Linked DNA regions of Homo sapiens: region 2 is linked to region 1. Evidence: chromatin loops called from intact Hi-C (ENCODE). Cell type or tissue: PC-3. All regions are shown on one strand.

Region 1 (8,000 bases):
GGGCAAGTCTTTCCCATGCTGTTCTCGTGATAGTGAATAAGTCTCACGAGATCTGATTGTTTTAAAAAGAAGGGCTCCCCTGCACAAGCTCTCTCTCTTTGCCTGCTGCCATCCATGTAAGACTTGACTTGCTCCTCCTTGCCTTCTGCCATGATTGTGAGGCTTCCCCAGCCACATGGAACTGTGAGTTCAATTAAACCTCTTTCTTTTGTAATTTGCCTGGTCTCGGATATGTCTTTATCAGCAGCATGAAAACAAACTGATACAATTAGAGACTCTATTATTGATTCACTGCCATTATTCATTATTAGTCTGTTCAGGTTTCCTGTTTCTTCATTATTTAATCTTGGTAAGTTTTATGTGTCCAGGGATTTATCTATTTTTTGGTCATTCAGTTGTTTTGGTGTACAGTTGTTAATAATGGTACCTAATGATACTTTGTGTCTCTGTAGTATCTAATGTAATGTCTTCTTTTTTGTCTCTGATTTCATTTATTTGGGTCTTCTCTCTTTTTTCTTGCTTAGCTGAGCCAAAACTTTGTCAATTTTGTTGTCCATTCAAAAACCAACTATTAGCTTGATTGATTGTATACATTTTATATCCATTTTATTTATTTTTCCTTCTACTAATTTTGGGTTTGATTTCTTTTTGTTTTTCTAGTTCTTTGAGGTACACTATTAGATTGTTTATTTGAGATCTTCCTTTTTTTTTTTTTTCTGATTTTGTCATTAATGGCTAATAACTTTCCTCCTAGTACTGCTTTGGCTGTATCTCATTGGTTATTTTATGTTGCATTTCCATTATTATATGTCTCAAGAAATTTTTAAATTTTCTTTTTAATTTCTTCACTGAACCACTTGTTGTTTAGGAGTGTATTGTATTTCTCAATTTTCATGTATATATATATATACATATATATATACATATATATATACATATATATATAGTGTCCTGAGATTTTTTTTATTATTGATTTCTAGTTTTATTGCATTGTGGTGAGAAAAAAAATATTGGATATTAAATCAAATTTTTGAAAATGTTTGAGATGTGCTTTGTGGCCTACCATATGATTTCTCCTGAAGAATGTTCTGTGTGCTGTTCAGAATAATATATATTCTGCAGCTGTTGGTTGGAATATTCTGTAGATATCTATTAGGTTAATTGGATCTAAAATGCAGTCTAACTCTACTGTATCTCTGTTGATTTCCTATCTAGATAATTTGTCCATTACTGAAAGTGGGGTGTCCCCTACCATTTGCTTTATATATTTAGGTGTTCTGATGTTGGGTGCATATATATTTACAATTACTATATTATCTTGTTGAACTGACCCTTTGATAGTTATACAATGACCTTATCTTATATTATATTATATATATTATAATATTATATTATATTATATTATCTTGTTGAATTGACCCTTTGATAGTTATACAATGACCTTCTTTGTCTCTTTTAACTGCTTTAGATTTAAAGTTTATTTTTTTGAGTTCAGGCACAGTGACTTACACCTATGATTGCACTTTGGGAGACTGAGGTGAGAGGATCATTTGAGCAGAAGAGGTTGAGACTAGCCTGGGCAACATAGAGAGATCTTGTCTCTACTAAAAACATAAAAATTAGTCAGGCTTAGTGGAGTGTGACTGTATTTTTAGCTACTCAAGAGGCTGATGATGTGGGAGGATAACTTTAGCCCAGGAGTTCATGGTTGCAGTGAGTCATTATTACGTCACTGCGCTCCAGCCTGAATGACAGAACAAAACCCTGGCTCAAAAAAGAAAGTCTATTTTATGTGATATTAGTATGACATATACTACTCTTTCACTTTACATTTGCATGGACTATCTTTTCTCATCTGTTGGCTTTGTCAATATGTTTCTTTAAAGATGAGATGAGTTTCTTGTTACCAACATAGGTTTGAATCTTCTTTTTTAATCTATTAAGTCACTCTCTCTTTTAAATAGATAATTTAATCCACTTCTGTTTAACTATCAGTAAGCAAGGCTTTACTACAGGGATTTCTTACTTGATTTTTAGGACATTTTTGTAGTTTTTTTTTTTCCTATTTTCGTTGTCTTACTTAAAGTATAATAAAAAAATTAAAAATAAGTAAATAAATAAATAAAAACGATTGGTAACCTTTGATCTTAGTCTACCTGGATACTTTTATTTTTCTCTATTGGTTTTGCAAAGTTTTCTGATACTGCCTATTTGAATAATCTTTCCAGACCTTTGGAATTCCTCAGTCCCTCTTTAACCCCGATAACCTGAGTATTTACTCCTGATGTTGTCTCATAGTTCCCATAAGCGTTCTTTGTTCCTTTGAATTTTCTTTTATTTTTCCCCTGGCTGTGTATTTTCAAACAGCCTATCTTTGAGCTCACCATTTTTTCTACTGTTTAATTGATTCTACTGTTGATTCCCCCACTATTGCATTTTTTAATTTTTTATTGTAGTTTTCAGCTCCAAGGTTTCTGTTTGATTATTTCAATCTCTTTGTTAAGTTTCTCTGATAAACCACTGAATTGTTTCTTTGTGTTTTCTTGAAGTTTGGTGATTTTCCTTAAAAGAGGTATTTTTATTTCTTTTCCTGGCAGATCATACATATTGATTGCTTTAGGGTGGATCTTTTGTGCATCATTTTATTCAGTAAACTCATAGTTCTCTCAATGGTCTTAATGATTGTGGTTGAACAACAACATCTGTGAACTGGAGAATTAGGTATTTGTTTCAGTTCTCACAGTCTGGCTTTTTTTTATGCCTGTCTTTTCAGAAATTGTAAGCAGGGTGCTTATTATTTTCTCTGAGCCCCTGGTCACTCCTGCTGGTTTAGTACAAGATGACATCCTAAGTCCCTAAAGAATGTTGTCTATCCTGCTTGGTCTGAGTTTCCATCTGAGGTCAGTGCAGGTCCAGAGGGTTTACCCATGGTCTCTGGTTTGTACTCAGGTGCTGAAGATCTCTGTCTGGTGCTGGGCTTTCCCATGTAGTCCAGGCTTTAAACTCCAAGGCAAGATTTTGTGCCACTCATTCTCCCATGTGAACAATGTCTCTTTCTTTGCTATTCTGACTGGGGTTGGAGAAGAATGGGGTGGGCATTCTCATGGCTGCCACAACCACTATAATGCTAGGCCCACCTGAATCCCACAGTTACTGAGACCAAAGCAGCACAGAGTAATGTTCAAGGCCCATGTTGTCACCAAATGCCTGATGCTGAGGTTTATTTGTGGTTTGAGACTGCAGCAGATGGCCAGCAGTAATGTGAGCCAGAAAGAGTCTATTTCAACAAGGCCACCATTCTCTACCTGGAACTGAGGCAGGGATAGGATTTCTGTCCACAGACATGTGTCTTGGGTCAGGAGCTGGCAGCTTCTGCCTGGTGTTGGATTTCATTGTGATTGGCCTGGCACTGAGTTCAAATCAAAGTCCTGCACTCACTTTCTTCTCTTTCCCCCAAGTGGAATGGGTCTTTCTCATTGCTGTGCTGTTTGGAGTGGGGCAAGCAATGATCCATGCAAGATAGCTTTGTCCCTTCTACCTTCTTCAACGTGACTTTTCTTATAATTATGCCAATACCAGGTACTGTGATCTCTTAGCTGTTTCTGAGGCTCTGGTGAAGATAGTTTTATTCATGGATAGTTGTTAAAATTGATGTTTCTATAAGGAAATGAACACTGAAAGGTCTTATTCTGTCATTTTGCTTTTCCTCTTCACCAATATTTTAAAAATAAGGCAGTTTCTATCTGTTCAGCTACTGGCAGGTATTTCTTATGGGGATTGGAATACAGAGATCTACACTAGCAGGAATTTTTCCTCAATCATAATATGTGGTTTATGTCATTGTGTGATTGTGGTAATAGTGGTGTGCATGTGTGTGCGTGCATGTGTGAGTGTGTGTGAGAGAGATAAAAAGATATTTTTAACTTTACTTCTTCTAAGTTAGCAGATATTTGGAGCTACAGATTGAATACCACTCATAATTACATGCTTTAGCGTGTCTTTACCTTCAAATTGCTTTCTGCAAAAATGATACCATTATGGATTTTCAGAACACTTACAAATTCTATTATTATAATTATTATTTACAAAATATGACTTTTATAATTTTTTACATGCATTGATCCAATTGATTACAAGATTGTGGAATATCTTTTAAAATATTATGAAGTAATTTTTAAATGAACTTTCCATTTCTTTTGAATTATCAGCTTTCTCTCTGGTCATATTTTTGGCTTCTTTGTTTCAGGTTTACCATTTTATTCTGTAGCTTTTATAAACACAAAGTCAAACAAAGTCATTCTCAACTCCTTTCTCCTTTACTTTCCTGCTACATGGATTCTAGAAAGTGAAAGTATTTGACGTCTAAGCATTCCTTTCAGCTAGCACTGGCCACATATCACAGATCTTGCCATGTGATGTAGGAAGAAATCTCTGTGGGAGCCTTTTCTAGATGATTAAAAGAAACTAGGCACCTTTTTCCCCATTCTTTCTTTCTGCCTGGACAACAACTGTTGTTCCTGAAGCTGCATTGCCACCATGAGGCCACAAGGGAAAAGTGTAAAATGACAAGTACTTTAGAAAAAATACAGCATTCTGAGTCCTTAATAACACGCTTAGAAAACCGTACCTTCCTGAAAGAACTGTCTTCTTACGTTGTTTTCTGTGACTAAAAATAATTCTGTCTGTATTATGTTGGTGATTGATGGATTTTCTGTGACCTGAAGTTATAGAGGGGGTTTACTGTTTTATGCACAAAATTTTCTGGGAAACAACTCTATTTTCAGCTCTAAATACTTTTCCAGCCTAAAAATTAACCACCCTTGTACATGTTTTGTGTTCTTCCGGGTACCTGGTACTGCTTATTGATCATAGCTTCCTCTCTTTGAATATATTCTGGGTCAGTATTTCTTCCACTCTGTTCTTAAAACTTTGTTTTTTTAACATTACTTAAAATAATGTGTTAAAGTACCATCTCTAGTGGGCTCATTTTTATTATGTTTGCTGCTCATATACATATGTGTGTGTGTGTGTGTGTGTGTGTGTGTGTGTTCCAATAACACCTTATTGCTCCCTATTTTTTTGATCCATATTTCTACATGGTATCATTTGTTACTGTATGATGGATTTCCTTTGACATTTCACATAATGTTAGTCTGCTGAAAGAGTATTATTTTAGCATCCTATATTTTAAAGATGTTGATTTTGTTGTTGAACGATCTTTTTACTGAGTATAGAATTCTAGATTGATAAGTGTTTTTTTTAAATATTTTTCTCCACTCTCTTATTGCTTTCATTGTTTTGAAAAAGAATTCGGCTGTCAGCCTTATCTTTGTTTCCCTTTATGTAATGTGTCCATCTTCTCTGGCTGTTTTTAAGGCAATCTATCAATAATTTTGAGCAATTTGATTATTTTGTATCATGGTGTAGTTTTTTAAAAACATTTTTGTACTTGGTTTTGATGAACTTCATGGATCAGTGCATATATAGTTTTTCTCCACTTTTGAAATATTTTCACTATTATTTATTCCAGTAAATTTTCTGATTAAATGAAAACTAATTACATATATGTAGATTTGTTTGAAGTTGTCTCATAACTAAGTGATGCTGTGTTCTTGCTTTGTTTTCTTTGATTCTTAAAAAAGTCTTTATCCTTATTTTTGAATAATTTCTATTAGTATATCTTCATGTTTAGTATTAATATACTTTATAAAAATTCTACTTTATTTTATGGGACTTTAAGAAGAGAGGCTATACTTTCAGCAGTCCTGAAACTAAAATGTCCCTGATAATAATTGATTTTTGCTAATTCCATTGTAATAAAATATGGATAGGAGAAGGAGATAATAGAAAACTTTCTGTACTTTCTACCCATTTTTTCGGTAAATGTGAACTTCTTTTATAAAAGTCTGTTAAGTAAAAACAGGTGCTCATACAAAGCAGTAAAAGTAGAATGCCACCCAAGTATCCTTTTGTTGAAGACAATCATTTCTTATGTTATTTAGAAAATAGATATAGAAAACTGTCTGTAATTTCTGCCTTTATTTCATAAACATAAAACTTCTTTTAAAAATTATGTTAATTTAAAAAGTCATATGAAATGGTAACTTCCAATTTTATCGAAAGCAGAATGTTAATTATACTTTGTTCATGACAATAATTTATGTTATTTATTTTTCTTTTTCAAAATCCTATAAAACATTAATATGTAAATAGTAATAATCAGGAAATATATTTTCAACAGTCCAGGCTCTTTAAATTTATAAAAGATATGTGGCAAAGTATATTATCTGGAAGGGCAATCAGCAAGAATTGGGTGAGAAGATAGGTGTCTTAGGGAATAGGTACGCATATTAGAAACATAAGGACAGTTTGCAAATTCTTCATATCAAACAAAGCAACACAGGGTGAAAAATGCCAAAGACAGTGAAAGTCAAAGATAGGTTTGAAAAGAGACTGAGAAAAGGGATCAACTATAAATAGTAGATTACACAAATTTGGCATTAGAAGAGACAAGTTGATAATTGGGGCCTTAATGAGTTGTCAGATAAGCTGTTTTTTTTTCCAATTACAAGGTTATAATAGCTATAATAGAGAAGAGAAAGATAACAATTCTAATAGCAGTCACTTATATAGTATTTCCCATATGATGAGTACTATTATAGTTAAATACTATATATAAATTATCATAACACTGCCATGATAAATATGCTACAATAATTCTCACTTCACTGAGAAAATACAAAAGCATTAAGGGCTTAAATAAGTTGCTTAAGTCAACACATGTAGTAAGTAGCAGAAGTGGAATTTAAGTCTAAGCAAGCTAGCAATATTATTTAACACAAATTCATTGAATTCAAATCAAAATATTATAAAAGGAACTTGCTCAATCTAGTGAATATTAGAAAGTAAATACTAGCTTTGGCTGAAAAGTAAAAAAATTGCCTTTCCATTAATCAGGCTGGAATTACAGAGGCAAAATATTTAAATAGGCTTTCACAAAAGAGGGCATCTAAATGACCATAAACATGAAAATATAGTCATCAGGGAAAGTGTAAATGTAAAAATGAAAAAAATATACAACATCAAGCATTGACAAGCATGTGAAGCAGCAGAGTATCCCATAGATCACTGTTTGGTGTACATGTTGGTAGAACCACTATGGAAAATGGGTAGTACCTACCATAGCTAAACATAGCAATCACAATTGCCAACCGTTATAGTCATAAGTATATAGCAAATAGAAATCTTTACATAGATTTATCAAAAGAACAATAATATTTTTAAAATTATGATTTGTAAATAGTCTAAATTAGAAAGAAATTGAATGGACCAATGAATTGAGGTAGACTCATACGATGGAATACTATGTGGTACAGAAATAAAAAAAAATGTATGCTACACACACTACCAAACATAACTTTCACAAGCATAATATTGAGTGAAAAAAAATCAGATACATAAGAATACAGAAATTTGTTTTTCTTTTATATAAAACTACAATACAAAGGGAGTGCAGTGTACTAGCAATGTTCTCTTTCTTGATCTGGGGCTTGTGGACAGGATATGTTCATTTTGCAAAAATTGACCAAGATACAGACTTATAATTTGTGCAAATATTTTCTATTTATTACACTTTAATTAAAATGTATTTAAAAATAAAAAGCAAAGATAAAATTGTATGAGAATTAAAAATGTTCTCTTATTAGAACACTTTTAATGGGAATACAATATAAAATTAAAGAATAAATGATACTACTATCATTTGAAGTACACTGTACAATGTCCTTCATGAGCAAAATGATAACTTGACAAAATTAAAAGTCACTAAGTGTATGAAAGTACAGCATAGTTTATAAATAATATTATGAAATATACACTTGGATGAATATTTATTATTTTTCTCTTGTAGATGGTAACATTGCCATGAACAAGATTCATTGCGTTAATCAAATACAAATACATGTGATGAATACACAATTTTAAGTCAGAACTTGCACACA
Region 2 (8,000 bases), 190 kb before region 1:
GGCTGGAGTGTAGAGACAGGAGGAAAGGAATCCATTGCAAACGGCATGAGAAAACTTCTGAGGATAAAGGATGTGCTCATTATAATGACTGGTGATGGTTAAACAAGTGTATACATATGTCCAAACTTTTCAAACTGTACATTTTAATTATGTGTTTTAAATACCATATTCTCATGGAATAAACAAACCAATCTGAACAGAAATTGACCTCTGTCCAGGAGAGAGAGGAAGGAAAACCACTTACCTCTTTAGGAAGGTGACTTGTGTGCTTTCAATTTGACAGCACTTGTGGATGTCCTTGAACCAAGAGTAAAATCAAGTAACAGTTCATTGTTCATCAAAGCCAACTGCTCTATAAATAAGTGTTATCAGAGTTACACTCACTTTTTGGTCGAAACTTCTCACAGAATGGAATATTGTAAGAGCTTTTTTGCGAATACTGAAAGGACAGTGGTAGGAGTAGTGAAAAAAAATTCAACAGGACATAATAACTGTAATTGAATAAAATATATGAATAGCAGCTAATTCTTGGTAAAAGGAAACATCAATCTTTTAAAAAGTACAGTATAAAAGACACAATTGAAATGAATAACTTGTACCCAATTCTTGCTTGGCTGGATTTGGATTCTGTAACAATAACTCCCAGTCTGCCCTAAAGTACAAACATCATTGCCTTATTCTCCACTAGCTTGGAGAGAGAAAAGTTACACGAAAACTGCATTTTGTATCCAAAGAGCGGTCTAAAAGCTTTTTAATGCAATGTCACACAATTTTCTTGGTATCTTTAAATTTAACTGATGCCATTGAAAGCCATCATCTGACCATAAATGGCCAGTATCGCTTCACAGCTGGCTTTCTTCTTAAGCATGAAGCAGCTTTGTCTAGATGTGTGCTCCAGCAATGCTTTTTTCACTTTACTTTCATTTGCTTTATCAAGGAAAAAACAGACTTTCTTTTCTGCCCATGCTAGAGAACAGTCTTTTCAACTGGAAAGAATAAGACTGTCTTAACATAATCCATTATTATCTCAGTAAGACACTATTGATGCCAGGAAAAATTAACCTCGAATTACAAGTGGTTAAACAATTTAACTAGTTAAATATAATGTTACTCCAGAATAATATATATTTGTATAAAATAAAGGGAAATTGACTTTGCTGAAAATTATATAGAATAACTTTTGTCATTTCTCAAAATAATTAGCATGGCAGTATCCAGAGTTGGTTAAAAAAAGATTATTTTTTATTTAATGATTCTCTGATAGTAGTTATCATTCAGCAAATACAAAATTATTCATTATTTTACTAAATCAGTGTTGTTTTGGAATTTCTTCAATAGTTGTTAAGCAGTATAAAATTATTTGATGGAGGGGAAAGAAAAAAGCAGACAAAATCTTCCACAATTCTTACTATAGAATAAGCCATTGAACAACTTCTGTTGTATCTTGCATATATGTTAATTATTTTTCTAATACTTAGTTTTGAAATTTTAAAAACTGTGCTAAATGAAAAACATAAACACATAAAACATGTTTTATGAAAAACAAGTATAATTTTATACACTTTACTTTTATATTTTTATGTTATGAATTATTTTGTTTAGAATATTCAAAAGTATATAGTCTAAACAAAATAATTCACAAAGTATAGTTTTGAATATTCTAAACAAAATAATTCACGACATAAAAATTATATCAGGAATTGAATAAGATGATTATATGATTTAAAATTTTTTTCCTACTACTTGCCTAGTAACATATGGATAAATTCTTTTAAAATATTTATACAAATATTTTAGTACTCATCCTAGAAAATTTCCCTATTGTACAAATTGCAAAACTGTATCTATCACAACACATGTATCTAAATTAGCCATCTTTTGGCCTATCTGCCTTTTGTCAATATGCTTTTGACCCTTGCATCTATGTCTCTGTCTCCAACCTCTCCTTTGAACTAAATATTTATAAATTAACTTCCTCCTGAATACTTCTAACTGGTGTATTGGTTTCTTACTGCTGCCATAACAAATTACTGAAATTTTACTGGCTTAAAACCACATAAATTTATTTTATTACAGTTCTATAGTTTTGAAGTCCAACATAGGTGTCCCTGGGGAGAAAACCAAGGAGTTAGCACAGCTGAGTTCCTTCCTAGAGGCGCTGTGGAAAATCTGTTTCCTTGCCTTTTCTAGCTTCTAGAAGCCCACTGCATTTCTTGGCTTCGTGGCCTCTTCCTCCATGTTCAAAGCTAGTGTCTTAGTGCTGAATCCTTCTCACTCTGCCATCCCTCTGATTTTCTCTCCTGCGTCTTCCACTTTTAGAGAACCTTGTGATTACATTGGGCCTACTAGATGACACAGGATTATTCCCCTTGCATTAAGGTCAGCTGGAGAGCAGCCTTAATTCTGGTAGCATATTCATAAATTCCAGAGATTAGAATGTGGACATCTTTGGAGGAATTATTATTTTGTCACCACAATAGTCCATCTTGATATACACAAAATACTCTTCACTTTGTATTACAGGTCAGTTTCTCCCCATCCTTCTCCATCTAAGTAATTACTACCTTCAAGCCAATTATATGAATAGTCTTTGATTTCTCTCAGTACCTTTCTTCCTTATTGAACCCAGCAAGCTCTGTGGATCTAACACCAAAAAAAAAAAAAAAAAAAAAAAAAAGGAAGAAAAGAAAAAAATGGAATACTTTTACTTCCACTGTGACCACACAGTCTATGTATGCCTGGTCGTCTTTACCTGGAAGATTACTTTAGCCTCCAAACCAGTCTGCCATTCTCAACATGGTGTCTAGGGTAACATTTTAACCATAATTACATTTATGTTACTCACCTGCTAAAAATCTTCCACAGGTTCCATTGTGCTTAGGAAAAACATTCAAACTCCGTATTTTGGTTCCTGTAGTCCCCCAAATGTGGTCTTCCCTCTTGATGTTTTCCAAACACAATTTTGCCTTTTTTCTGCTCCTTATTTATCTTAAACACTTCAATACAATTCTGACTTTATTCAGACTTTGAGCACAGACTTCTCAGGTTGAGGGTTGGGTCCCTCACAAGATCCTCCTCACTTCAGGCACCAGCCGGAAACTCCAGGGTTTTGTGGCCATCTGTGCTTCTGACTAAATGACTACAAATTCTGTGGTTTCCACTGCCCCATCAGTGTGGTCATTTGCTAGAATGACTCACAGAACTTGGGAAAGCACAATACTTAAGTTTACAATTTTATTATAAAGGATACAAATCAGAACAGTGAAATTGAGATTGTTGTTCAGAGTTTTTATTGCAGTTTCATTATGTAAGCATGATACATAGAATCATTGACCAGTGATTGAACTTTAGTTCCCTTCTCCTCCTGGGCATTGGTCTGATATCACCTGGACCAAACCCCAGGTGATATTACATGGCTGGTTTTTCTGGAATGGCAAGCCTCCACCTGACTCATTTTATGAACATAAACTCTGGGACCCACAGCAAATAACAAAGACCTTCCTATCACAAGAAAGTAAATTCTAAAGATTTTAGAGGCTTACTCATAATAATAGAGGACAAAGACCAGTCAAATGGTTGATTATAGACCAAAGTTAATCTCCTCTGAGATGTTATGATCTTACAGCTGCACTGCATGGAATACCATACTCCCTGTGGTCTAGCTCCTTTGCCTATCACTTCTTCAGAGACAGCTGTCCTTAATAGCCTAGGAAAAGTTGCCCTCAGTTCAGACTGCTATGCTCACTCACACTTTTATGTTTTCCTTAAAGCCTTTTTTACTTTCTCAAATCATATTGTTTGTTTACTTGTTTACTAATTGTCTCCACACTAGAATCCTACGTGAGTGCCTTGAAAAGGACCTGTTACATAGTAGGTACTCAAAAAATATTTGTTGAATAAATAAATATCTACTTGACAGGGATGACATCTTTTTAAAACATTTAGTATTTTAGCTAACAACACTCATTTTCCTTAGACTTGCAAGTGATGACACACTTAATCATCTGTCTACGCTCATTTGTTATTCCAATATCATTTTATGTCTGGCAGGTTTGTATCTTTACTGTTGCCTTCTGAAAACTACAGAGCACATTTCATGTTGTGTTCAACACATCATTCTGCAAATAGCTCTAATTAAGTATGTTTTACTCATTGAAATATCAGTTACTAAAAAATACTACTTCGATTTAAAGTCTTTTTATAAATATTTTTAATACTGACTTAAAAGCAAGTTTTTTTTAAATGTGTGCAATGTGAATCTCTACAAATATAGTTAGTGGTTTTAGCTTTATTTTCCTTAACAAAAATTTACGCCAGTTTTATTTTTATACTTTTTTGTGCTTTCACAGTTTTTTTGTGAAGAGAGCTTCTGTTATTTTTAAAGTTGTGTCAGAGATAACTACCCAAAGGGAAAGCCTTAAACTCTAGAATTAAATATAAAAGATGAGCATAAGCATTCATGGTCTTTGTATGGTGAAGCAGGGTGAGGAATACTAACAATATGATTTGAGTGATAAATATTATTTGCATTTATACTTATAAGATGAAAATAAAATTGGAAAATACTAATTATTGACTTCCACCAGGTCTTTTTAGGCAAAAGGCTGATTCTAAACTCCTTACCATATAGCATTAAAGGTCACAACAATTTGGCCATAACTTCTCTCTCTAGTCACAACTGTCCAAACTACTCTTTGGCAATCATATTATTTCTTTCACTCTAAGGCATTTCCTATTTTGCAAAAAATGTTGGTACTGTTTCATGACTGTGTATCCTTTTGTATCAATTTTCTTCATGGAATATCTCTTTCCATTTATTTGCCTGGAACGCTCCACCTGCTCTCTTTTTAATTGAACTCAATGTTCACTTTTGCTGTAGTTCTAATCTCACTCTCTAAGAAGATTTGATTTTTACCTTTCTCTGTGCTGTCAGTGCATTCTATTTAGAGTTAGTTATAGCACTTATCATAACATATTGTGTTCATCTACAGATTATGAAACATTAGTCTTAGTCTATCAAGAAAGTCCTATTAAACAATAATATGAGTTTCACATTTGAATGAATATGAGAGTATAGTCTCTAATCTCAAATGTTGGAGAGAGAAGTATAGCTATGTTAGAGAAATTAAAATTCAATTCATGATATAATAAAGTTTAGAAGTGGGCTAAAATTAACAAAGATTTTGTGAAAGACAGGACTTGAGGTATGACCTAAATTAAAGCAAATGGAGGGATTTCATATGTATGTAAAACAAGGAAATAAGAGATCACCATGAATATGGTACGTTAAGAAGGCTTAAAAGCCAACCCGACTAATGTTGAAAATATGACAAATGAATCTATAGATAAATAATTGTTGGTATAATTGTTGGTAATATTATAAAAATAATCTAAAATCAAAAATAATTATAACCATGTAATCATTACTTTCTTATTTTTGGATTCACAGACATTGTCCCCAAAACAAATATTCAAGTGTATATTTGGGAAAAAAATACTGTTAGGTCAGTAGGGTAAATGAGACAAAAAAGAAACCAGCCTATAAAAAATGTATTTTTGAGCCAGTATCTGTGTGTGTGTGTGTGTGTGTTCACAAATGTACATATACTTACACTCACACAAACCCTCAAACATCTACCACATAACCTCAGTTCACCATGTGAGAGCTACCCCGTTCCAAATCCATGTGATAATTTCCCTCTGATTATAGGTAAACTCTCTTCCAACCCATCCACAGTAAGTCACACATGTCCACCTGCAATTCTCCCAGTGCCCACTTCTACAAGCAGACTTCAGGTGTTTTTCAAGATAAAGTGCCATATTTACTGTGGTATTTATGTATTTCTTAACAATATGATATGTATAAATGCTATTATTTTCTATCAGATTTTTAATGTGTCCTTAATGAAATTTGGAGTGTATGTCCTCTTAACCACATTTTCCCCATATGCATTTTGTAAATTGTGTTTTTTACAGTGTTGTGACTTTTAGGAATGCATATATCACATTAAAGCAGAAGTGACTACATTTCTAAATATATTATACTTTTTAAAAATATTCAACATTTCTCCATCTGACTCACTTCCAATATTTTACATTTTAGTGAATGGCATCATAAAGCTAAATATCTTATGGTTATAATTGAGATATATATTACTGCATATCATGCCATCTGAGAAACCTAAAGTCTAAAATTCAGCCCCACAGCTCAGTCATTTGTAACTATCTATCATAACATTATTTATTTATATTTTACTGTGGGAAAAACCTACTGATTACTCTGATTAACCCATCGGTCAATTTCGAGATTTGGCCCAATTTTCTAATAATCATCTCTATATATTTTGACTCATAGAGCTATATTATTATCTTTTACACATGAAATATTCATATATGTATAAATTCTCTAGTTTTGTACCACTGTGGATATCTACAATGATACTGTGGAACAAATATAAATAAAGTCAAAAAGTAGATAAAAACAATAATCTTCAATGCATTTTACCTTATTTTATATAGTGTCAAAGGTCAATATAATTGAATATGTTTAGTTCTATCTGAAAATTCTGGTTTTATTTCATATGATACTGTGATCCTAATATCTAATTCTACATTCATTTCACATCATTACTTGGTTTTAATGACTGTCATAGATGAGAAAGATATCAAAATACATTGATTCTAATGGAGTAAGTACCTGATTGGCTTCATTATACTAATTAATGACACTTTCTTTAAGTCATATTTATCAACTATGCAAAATTGTATTGAGAAATTTTTGAAACTAAGCTCAAAAATTACTCTCTTCCCTGATGCAAATCCATTGTTCTTTAAGAACTGTTACTTCTGTTCAAACTGCCCCAGCAAAATACCATAAACTATGTGGCTTGAGTGCAGTGTACACTGCTCAGGTGATGAGTGCACCAAAATCTCACAAATCACCACTAAAGAACTTACTCATGTAAGCAAACACCACCCATTCCCCAATAATCTATGGAAATAGAAAAATTAAAAAATGTAAAATAAATGTATTCTTTATAGTTCCAGAGGCGGGGAAGTCCAAGATCAAGGTATTTGCAGATTTGGTGTCTGGTGAGGGTCCTCTTTCTTAGTCTAGTTTTGTTGCTGTAAGAGACTACCATAAACTGGGTAATTTATAAAGAAAATATATTTATTTCTTACAGTTCTGGAGGCTGGAGAGTCCAAGGTCAGGAGGCTACATCTGCTTGGCATCTGGTGAGGGCCTTCTTACTACATCATAGCATGAGAAGATATTCACATTGTGAGAAGGCAATTACAAAAGGAAGCTGAGGAAGCCTAATTTATTTTATAACAACCCACTCTTGTGAGAACTAACCCAGTCCCTTGAGACTTGGATTAATTCATTCATTAACATTTTGCCCCCACAATCCACACACCTACCACCAGATTCCACATCCCAACACTGCTGCATTGAGTAGCCAGGTCTCCAGGTCTCCAACATGCAAACTCTTGGGCGACACAAACTATGGCATCTGCTTCCTGGTTTAAAGACAGAGCCTTCTCACTGTGTTCTCACATGATAAAAGAACAAAGTAGTTCTCTGGGTTCCCTTTTATAAGGTCACTAGTCCTATTCATAGGGCTTCATTCTCATGATCTAATCACCTCCTAAAGACCTCAACCTCCTAATATCATCATCACCTTAGAGGTTGAGATTTCAACATATGAATAAGGGGGGCAGGGGACAAATATTCAGGCCATAGCAAGAACAAATCAAAATGAGTTACATTTTAATAATTTTAGCAAATGTATGTAATTCCAAAAAAAAAAATTTACACAAAAAAATTCAAAAGAAACTGGAATATTTATCATTTTAATAGTTTTCCATTGTGAGATTTTTGTAAGTAATATATTCATATTATCTTTGATATCAAAATCAGTGTGTGATTGCAGGGAATTGCAAATAATTAAAAGAGATTAATACTGGTTCCTTTAGGTAAAAGATTAAAAACATATGTG

Evidence for each region. Peaks named below come from ENCODE experiments on the same cell type or tissue, not always from the same donor. Only the 100,000 strongest peaks of a DNase experiment are listed, where the experiment ranks them.
Region 2: a loop joins it to region 1, with 4 times the contacts of the local background. A loop is called at or near these places in 3 of 110 quality-filtered maps.

The regions. Positions count from the first base shown.
Region 1 is chr4:117,131,048-117,139,047 of GRCh38, reverse strand. No RefSeq gene overlaps it. Among named protein-coding and RNA genes, the nearest start is that of TRAM1L1, 49 kb to the right of the region's middle. In PC-3, a CTCF peak has its summit at 4,526 (motif pointing left); DNase peaks (open chromatin) are centred at 1,697 and 4,497; H3K4me3 peaks cover 750 bases; H3K27ac peaks cover 981 bases.
Region 2 is chr4:117,320,548-117,328,547 of GRCh38, reverse strand. It overlaps LINC02262 (long intergenic non-protein coding RNA 2262), which reads left to right. Exons shown (of 7, transcript NR_147151.1): 4 at 7,185-7,236. Among named protein-coding and RNA genes, the nearest start is that of LINC02262, 36 kb to the left of the region's middle. In PC-3, no CTCF peak of the experiment used is centred here; DNase peaks (open chromatin) are centred at 3,177 and 3,417; H3K4me3 peaks cover 3,506 bases; H3K27ac peaks cover 4,125 bases.